Regions from separate parts of the Homo sapiens genome. Here region 1 is linked to region 2. Evidence: chromatin contacts called from ENCODE Hi-C or POLR2A ChIA-PET data. All regions are on one chromosome and are shown on one strand. Each heading gives the region's core, a stretch centred on a gene start or an enhancer-like site at or near the end of the contact. The rest is flanking DNA. Distances are from core to core; before and after follow the strand shown. Region 1 overlaps HGF (hepatocyte growth factor). Region 2 overlaps LOC100128317 (a long non-coding RNA gene).

Region 1 (4,565 bases), core at 794-3,293, 40 kb after region 2:
ATTCCAAAAAAGTAAAGAATGGAAAATACTCAAGAGCCATAAACAAGAAACTAATGAAATTGTCTACTTGCAATGGTGAGTAGAAAGTAGAAATGGAATGGCATGGAAGCAAGAGAAGAGGACACTTCTCTGAATTTACCCTTTCATATAGTATTTACTATTATCCAATGTTAAGGTTTTAAATATTCAAAAACTAATATCCAGAAAGATGAAAATAAAGACAGAAATATGCCTATGGATATATCAAATGTATACCATTAATACAGAGCAAGAAAATCCAGATGATTTTTGGTTACAATTTTCTGACTGTATATACTCTCATTAGAATATATTTTAAGACTGAAATAACTGTAAATACATTTTATGATATTGATATAAATATTTAAATTATATTGTTTACTGCCTTAAGTATACAATATATAGTATATATAATATGTAGTGTTTTATCAACATTTTAAAGAAATTCTGTAATTTCAGTTTTCATTTTTCTTTAATAGTGTTTTTAATATCCAGTTGGAAGAATATTTATATATATATTAATTCAGATGTTGCAAGATTTGAAAAATGTTTCCACTCATCTAACTATATGTAGAACTTATATTTTCTGTTTTATGGAGAAGGATAAGAGTAACATCTTTCATATATATATATAGATAGATATACACACATATAGATATATATACACATATATATATATCTGTGTGTGTAGATTTATATCTATAGAAAAATACCTAGATCTAAGTAGATAGATCTATCTGTAGATATATCTGTATTTGAGAATTTAGGCAAGTTACTTAAATTCCATAAAACTAATATTTTCACCTATGAATGAATGATCTGATAAGCAATAACATGTTTACCCTCCAGAATCCAAAATTTTCATATTCTATTACCTGATCCTTTTTAAGTGACGTATATGTATATAAAATATCTTAATACACACCAAAGGTTTATCAAATAATTGTTTTCCTTTATCACTCACAAATTATTAACAAATGTTCAAGTAAATGAGACAGGAACACAGAAGACTCAGCTGGTACCAAACTTCCCTTAATCATTGGCTTCAACTTTATTTCTAACTGATCCTTAAAGGAACAGTGAAATTGACTGAAAAGGGACTCATCCCCTCTTCCCTCTACAACTCTATTTTCAGAGTTGCTCGTGAAGAATGACACTGTGGAAAAAGTTAAAGGATAGAAGTATGCCTAGGGCAGTAGGTCTATGAGATGGAGCTTTAAATTTGGCTTGGGATTTCAAGGATGATTTAGGGCTAACCACGATCATGACCATCACAATTAAGTCTATGTGAAATAGAACATGATCATTTAAAAAGGATAACTCTCAATTTACTATACATCAGTAATTCCCAGGATTCAACTTTATTATTAATATTTAACAAATTATTTCTTTGAAAAATCTACCTTTTAAAAAAATTATTTTACGTTCATGGGTACATAGGTAGGTTTGTTATATGTAAATTGTGTGTCACCGGGGTTGGGTGCATAGATTATTTTGCATGCATATGCATGCATGTTTCTTTATGGTAGAATGATGTATATTCCTTTGGGTATACACCCAGTAATGGGATTGCTGTGTTGAATGGTAGTTGTGTTTTAAGTTTTTTGAGAAATCTCCATGTGGCTGAATCAATTTACATTCCCAACAGGGGGATATAAGCATTTCCTTTTCTCAGCAACCTCACCATCATCTATTATTTTTTGACTTAAAAATCTATTTCAATCTGATTTTACTACCGCTCCCTGAGGCAGTTATCTTCAATGGCATCTATGTTTCCAAATGCAATGGTGATTTCCCTCAAACCCCACCATTATCCAGCAGCTACACTGCTAACAACCAGGGTCAAGTCACTCCCATCTGTAGTCTGAATTACTGAAACAACCACTTCATTGGTTCTCCTGTTTTAACCCTTGTCAAGAATTCTAGCTATTTTCCGAAATGCAGCCAGAGTGATCCAGTTAAAACTTAGTCAGATTGTGTAATTTCTCCCTTCAGAGAAGAGTCCTAAGAGTCCTTTCTCTTTCAGAGCAAAAGGGCAAACAATTCCTGAAAGGCTGATGCAATTTTAGCCCAATTGCCTCTCTAATCTCATCTCCTACTACTCTTCATCTTACTTATTTTGTACTAGCTATAGTGATGTGCTTATTTATTTAACTTTCCCAGAACTCCCTCATCTCACACCATTTGCATTTGCAGTTTTCTTTATCTAGAATACTCTTACACATATATGTGCATGGCACATGCTGCTCCCTCACTGCCCTTGGGTCCTTCTTATATGTTAAGCAAGTAAGATCTTATAGCAAGTAAGATCTTCCCTGAACATTAAAATATAAAAGAGCAGCACCCCTCTTTTCTAACTCTGCGACATTTTTCTCTCTACTGCTTATGACAAACTACTGTAATATTCCCATTCTCATTTTTATTTTGCTTATTTTCTATCAGTTGAATATTAGCTCCAGGGGGTCAGATAGCTTAGTTTTGTTTACTGGTATATCTCCAAGGCTTAGAACTGTGGCTGTCAGTAGCATACACTCAGCTAAATAAATAAATCTTGAGTGAATAAACATAAGAAAAATCCAGCTTCAAACTTGGTGATTTTGTTTGCAAGCCAGCAAAACCAGTGCAGCAAGAAGTAGATCTTATGCTGTAAAATGTGTCCTCCCTTTAGGCATTTCCCCTGAATTTAATCATGCCCACCCTGCAGAATGTCAGCTATTACCTTGTCCATGTGACATATCACAGTTTGGAATTTGGGAGCAGTAGCCAACTCGGATGTTTGGATCAGTGGTAAAACACCAGGGTGATTCAGACCCATCTGGATTTCGGCAGTAATTTTCTCGTAGGTCCCTATTGAGAATAAGCATGTTAATGTAAATTGCCGGAGTTCTTACGTTGGTGAAGTCAGCGCTATTACATTTCTAGAATTCTAGAATGTATGCATGTTTATAAATAGAGTTCTAACTTTTTGGACTCAGAATAGCTATAACAATTTAATATTCAGTATACATAACTGACTCTGCCCAAATTACTGAAATAAATGCTGTCATATGTTAATATTTTTTTCCTTCCACAGGCCTAGAGTTTCACCCAAACATTACTGCTTCATAAAAGAGAGAAACGGTACCGCTGCATTCTTCTCACTCAGTCTTAAGATTGAGACTCTCAATTGGTACCATTTCAAAACATTGGCCTGTTATTTATTACATGTTCATGGCCCACATATTGTGTAGAAACAACACATATCTCTCTTTGTGGAAGAAAGGTTATTATCAATAGTAATTAATTACTCTCATTTAAAATGGAAGTTCAATCTATTCAAATATGTGCCACAAAAATATGATAGCTATTTTTCCTTGAGTTCTGCATTTCTTTGATTTATTTAATTTGATGCATTGATTTATTTTAATTACAAAGCAATTATTTATTGATTTAGAGAGGTTACCTAAAATCTTTATATATATTTCTGTAAAATTAAGGCCCAGTTATACTATAGAAAAACGAACTATAGAACACATTTTCAATGTAGTACACGTATATTCTTCATTTTACCAGTATTTTAATTAGAAATTTAGAGTTCCTAATAAGAAAAAAATCTATGCTAATATTCTCTGTATGTAGAAGACTTTTAATGGTTTTCTATCAATATAAATAAGGTTCACATTAAATAAAATATGGATTTCATAATAAATAAAATTTATTAAATATGCTAATTTTAAATAAGTAGGTGCTTTCATTTCATAGATTCCTTTTTAATAACTATATTAATATTCAATCTTTTGGAAACCACAGTATTTGTATCACTTAGGTCCAATTAGAAGTACTATTATACAATTATCTTAATATCCAAATGGACCATTCGAAACTGAGGTTTTTTTTTTGTTTTTTTTTTAAACAGAGTCTCGTTCTGTCGCCCAAGCTGGAGTGCAGTGGCGTGATATCGGCTCACTGCAAGCTCCGCCTCCCAGGTTCACGCCATTCTCCTGCCTCAGCCTCCCGAGTAGCTGGGATTACAGGTGCCTGCCACCACGCCCGGCTAATTGTTTTTTTTTTTTTTAGTAGAGACAGGGTTTCACCGTGTTAGCCAGGATGGTCTCAATCTCCTGACCTGGTGATCTGCCCACCTTGGCCTCCCAAAGTGTGGGAATTACAGGCATGAGCCACCGCACCCGGCCGAAACTGAGAAATTTTTAAGGAAGAAGCTTGTGTTGGGTTAGAAAGTCAATAAGTATTAGTCTTATCTCATCAAAGTAAGTCCTGACACAAACTATTATTTAAGGATATGAGAACATCGGCCACCAATAATTAAAGCCACTGTATAGTTAAGTGTTCATAACCCATATTCAAACCTTTAGCCTTCTTATAAAATTATTAACTGGAATAGATGAGACAAGCAATTTATACTTACATTTTTAAAAAAAATCTATGTCAGTATAAAATATGTGTGTTAAATTTTACATGAACTTTGCATACACTTTGGTTTTATTTTCTATTATTTGGTAGAGATGGAGTCACCCTTTGTTGCCCAGGCTGGTCTTGAACTCCTGACC
Region 2 (4,741 bases), core at 1,542-4,041:
TGAAATAATTGGATTTTGATACTTATTTTTATAAGAAAAGGCAAAGAAAAATTACTCAGTTTGAAAATGCCATAAGGAAATCTAGGGGATTAAGCAGTGTGATTGAAAGAAAAAGACAATAATATAGTTATGTGATATCCATTCACATAAAAAGCAATAGCTTTCCAGTGGAATGCTGATCTATATAAATATATACACCTAAAGTATAGAATAATTTCAGTTATAGAGGATGGAAATGGTCTGTGAATGTGATCATGGAAAAACATATATGGTAGAGTGTTGAGAGTATTAAAAAAATTACAGAACAATATCTGTAGGCTGATTACATTTTTGAAAAGAAAGCATCAATTATATACATAGAATAGCATTTAAATGATATATGCCAAACTGTTAATATCATCTCTGTGATGATGTGCTGTTTTCAGTTTTACCGTGTACTGTTCTGCATTTCTTACATTTTTTTATATTCATAGGCATGTATTACATTTACACTGTAAATACAAAATGGTAACACACACACACATATACACCTCTCATCAAGCTCTTTATTTTTTGCTAAGCTAATACACAAAAGATAGCACTAAAGAACAAAACACCAGCTCCTTTTACCAAGGACCTAGCACACAAAAATGCAAAGGGAAAGTGGTAGCTTTGCCTTAATGAAGATAAAGCTGACAGTGAGAAAGTCCAGGGGAGGGTAATTGAAGAGATGTGCAGACATATGCCTCCACTCACTCATGGTTACTGACTACCAACGCTGCTGCTGTGTGTGGATGGCAGAGGCAATCTCTGAGGCTTGAAATTAAGTAAATAAAGATAAATTTCCCCTTTTATTACACATAGAATTAGAAGCAAAAAGGATGAGGGACCGTGGTGATAAATAGTGTAAAGCTAAACCTTAGCATATGGCACCTACAGCCACACAGGATATGTTTTTAAGAGACTCCAACCACAGTTAGAAACAAAAGTCTGAATCATTTTTAAATGACAAATTGAAGGTATAAGATTATGAAATTGATTAATATGGAGTCACAAAGAGACTCGTTCTAAATTGCACAAGAAAATTTGGCAATGTTAAGGGGAAAAAAATGCTATTTTTCATGTCCATGAAAACTCAGATTTTCTCTTTTAAACACTTTATGAGCATTTTGTATTTGTATATGTTATCTGCTTAATTTCAAGGCTGAGAGAGAACATTTGGAAAAACACAAACTAAAATTACCTGCTAATCCAATACATCATGTTGAGTTTCTTTTCTCCCTCAATTAAATCTTGTTTTTCCAAGATCAACCACAAAACCCTACCTGCCAAATCCTGCAGGCCCTATTTTGTTCTGTATTAAGTGTGTGTGCATATACCATAGGGTGATGAAATTTTGTTAAATGTGGCAAGAATAATTTAAAATCACTCTTTTCTCCACCTTATGGCTACAGATGCCACATTTTTTGTTCCTTGCTATCCAGAAATACTAATTTTCAATTTTTACTATGTTTTATATTTACACACAGACATATACACACATCACACATATACATCATCACAAGCATTTTCACAAGTAACCCTTAGCAATGTGACATATTTTAATAGCAGCAAAATATATCTGAGTTTATACTATATATTAAGCCATCCTAAAGTCAGATATTTAGGTTGTTTCAGGGTTTGAGTATTATAGAAATGCAATGATAAACATATTAGCACACTTTTTTCTCCGTATATATAATTCTATCCTTAGGCTAGATGAGTTAGCCTCCTCAGCCTTGCTCTCAAGAATCAATAATAGTACTTACGACAATAAATAAGTCTCTGATGCCACTCATCATAAACCAAACCACAGTCATCTGTGAGTGACAGGTTAACTCTAAATCAACACCTCTTCATTTGGAGTTTCCTCCTGTCTGAATTTTAATTTTGACCTCATACATGAAACCACTATTTGTTTTCACATTCCATAGAATCTGAATGCGTATTGTGTGCTGTTACTGATTGATCGTCATGTAGCAGTCTTAGTGTGCCTTCATTTCAATCTTCTGAAGTGTAATTATTTCAGTCAAGGTAGTCTAGGTTATGCCACAGTGATAAACAACACGAATATCCTAGTGTTTTTCAAGACAAAGGCTTATTTCTTTCACACCATTTTCCATTGCAGGTGGAGACGACATGAAAAAAAAAAAGCCATCTTCAGAGCTAAACACATGAAAATTGTAGCTCTTCTTACAAGCCAGAGCAGGAGAAAGTACCCCTATTATCCTATATCAAAAAACCAAAATATAAGAAGTCAGAAAACAAACTGCTAATGATGCTTCAATGACACTTAAAATTCTCATATGTTAAGAGCTTAAATTCAGGAAAATTCTCACATATTGCTGATCACAGCATAAATTCATGCACCCCCATTTTGAAGGCAATCTGGTTATATGTTAAAGAGCTTCAGAAATAATTATCTCCCTTGCTTTAACCCAGTCATTCTTTTTCTGGAGCTTTCAATAAATAAAGCCAGACCTATCTGTCTGGCTGATCTGTTTCAATGACATAGCTGAATTTTTTTTTCTTGCAAAGTTGGGAAAAAGTATTTTAAATTGTATGATTTAAATGCTGTCATATGGAGTATATGAAATTCATTTGGGGGCCCAGAGGACCCTCCAATTAACAGACAGTTACTTGTGATAGGTTGTGTTATGATTCACACATGTTCCTTGCTCTTCTCTCAGGGATAATTACATTCTGGCTCACTGACTCAGGACTGGCCCTGTGACTCACTCTCATCAATGAACTCTACACAGAAGTGACGTGTGTTGCCTCTGGGGAGCAGCTGTAAGTCCCTTCTGCAATGCTGACTGGCAGTGGTCCAGAGTGAGGCTGTTCCCTCAATCTGAGTAAGCAGAGCTTACTACTAAACTCCTAACCGTAGCCTACAAAGCTCTCCATTTATTATCTGGACCCTGTCTATCTCCAAACCTACTTCTAAGCCTCCTCTTCCACCACTCTCCAAATTCATCCAAACATGCAGACCTCCTTGTTGCCCTAGAGTTCTCCAAGCATGCACCACTTCATGTCCCTTATGCTTGCCCTTCCTCCCCATGGAGTATGGTGTTTTGTTTTTTTCCTTCTTGTGTTTTCTGTCTCTGCTCAGATATGATCTCATGAAGAGAAAGGTCTTCCTTGATCATAGATCTTATACCTCAGACTCTTCCTTGGATTGCTTTATCTCCCTACTTTTTTTTATTTTTTAAAACTGTTGTTTTTATTATTTTCAAGTTGTTTATTTATTGCCTAAGTCACCCACTACTGTGTTCTCAATGCTTAGGCAAGTACCTGACACATAACATCTGTTTAATAAATATGTCAAGTTAAATTAACAAATGTAGTTTAGAGCAGGGCCGAATTTCACATTCTTGAATAAACGGTTTGTTCTATTGCTACAAGGAATTTTCATAAATAGCAACAAGCGAAATAATTTAACTCCTTGAAATATATACTTAAAAATAAAGGAGACAGAACACAGATACAATAACATTACCATACCTTTCAAAATAGATATGTTAGATATTTCATCCTAAGATTATGAAACAATGAAAATAAAACATATCATGGTGGAGCAAGATGGAAAAATCTTGGTGAAGAGTATAAATTGGATGCACATCACTTAATAATGATCACCATGCCTAGTTCCTAACTTTTAATTAGCTTGTTGGTAAAATGAAGATATAGAAATATATTAGTCTGTTCTCACACTGCTATGAAGAACTGCCCAAGACTGGATAATTTATAAAACAAAGAGGTTTAATTGACTCACAGTTCTGCATGGCTGGGAGGCCTCAGGAAACTTACAATCATGGCAGAAGAGAAAGCAAACACATCCTTCTTCACATGATTTCAGGAAAGAGAAGAATGAGAGCCAAGCAAAGGGGGAAGGAAGCCCCCTATAAAACTGTAAGATCTTGTGAGAACTTACTATCACCAGTCTAGCATGGGGGAAACTGCCCCCATGATTCAATTATCTCCACCTGGTCCCACCCTTGACATGTGGGGATTATTACAATTCAAGATGAGATTTAGATGGGGACACAGATCCAAACCATATCGACAGATTATTGTGAGATTAAAAATCTATATTCATGGCCAGGCGCGGTGGCTCACACCAGTAATCCCAGCACTTTGGGAGGCCGAAGCAGGCAGATCACCTAAAGTCAGGAGTTCAAGAGCAGCCTGGCTAACATGGTGAAACCTCGTCTCTACTAAGCATACAAAAATCAGCAAGGCATAGTGGCGGGCACCTGTAATCCCAGCTACTCGGGAGGCTGAGGCAGGAGAATTCCTCGAACTTGGGAGGCGGAGGTTGCAGTGAGCCGAGATTGTGCCACTGCACTCCAGCCTGGATGACAATGTGAGACTCCATCTCAAAAAAAAAAAAAAAAAATCTATATTCACTTTTTTTTTATATAGTGTCTGCACATAGAACGTATTCAATAAGTATTGGTTCATTTCTTTACCTTGGCTTATTTATATTATCATTAATTTTAATATATTTTAAATTTTGAACATATAACACATCAATACTTAAAAGTAGATTACCTAATCATAAATATTTTCCAAATAGAAAGTCTATCTAATGATGAAAAAGCATTACGTTATACACTTTAACTTAAAAATTTAACCATTGTAAACTAAAATTCTCTTTCCTCATGAATATATGAAATTCATATAAATTTCTGTAGATTATTAGGCTTTAGTGAGATTTAAA

What was found. A loop is a pair of places that touch in the nucleus more often than their neighbours do. ChIA-PET counts read pairs that join two places held with the same protein, here RNA polymerase II (POLR2A).
Region 1: POLR2A ChIA-PET joins it to region 2 with 11 read pairs in AG04450. The contact joins two enhancer-like sites. A Hi-C loop is called at or near these places in 1 of 168 maps with a recorded cell type or tissue (heart right ventricle). POLR2A ChIA-PET finds 5 or more read pairs at or near these places in 4 of 52 experiments (AG04449, AG04450, OCI-LY7 and 1 more).

Annotation. Positions count from the first base shown.
Region 1 is chr7:81,723,153-81,727,717 of GRCh38, forward strand. HGF (hepatocyte growth factor) reads right to left here. Exons shown (of 18, transcript NM_000601.6): 9 at 2,738-2,865. Among named protein-coding and RNA genes, the nearest start is that of HGF, 45 kb to the right of the region's middle. Within about 2 kb of position 2,044, at least 2 of the 41 ENCODE cell types and tissues checked have a DNase peak (open chromatin) inside an H3K27ac peak, as active enhancers do.
Region 2 is chr7:81,682,345-81,687,085 of GRCh38, forward strand. The region is part of intron 1 of LOC100128317 (a long non-coding RNA gene); the gene reads right to left. Among named protein-coding and RNA genes, the nearest start is that of HGF, 85 kb to the right of the region's middle. RefSeq lists an enhancer at 950-1,119 and a silencer at 2,831-2,880. Within about 2 kb of position 2,792, at least 6 of the 41 ENCODE cell types and tissues checked have a DNase peak (open chromatin) inside an H3K27ac peak, as active enhancers do.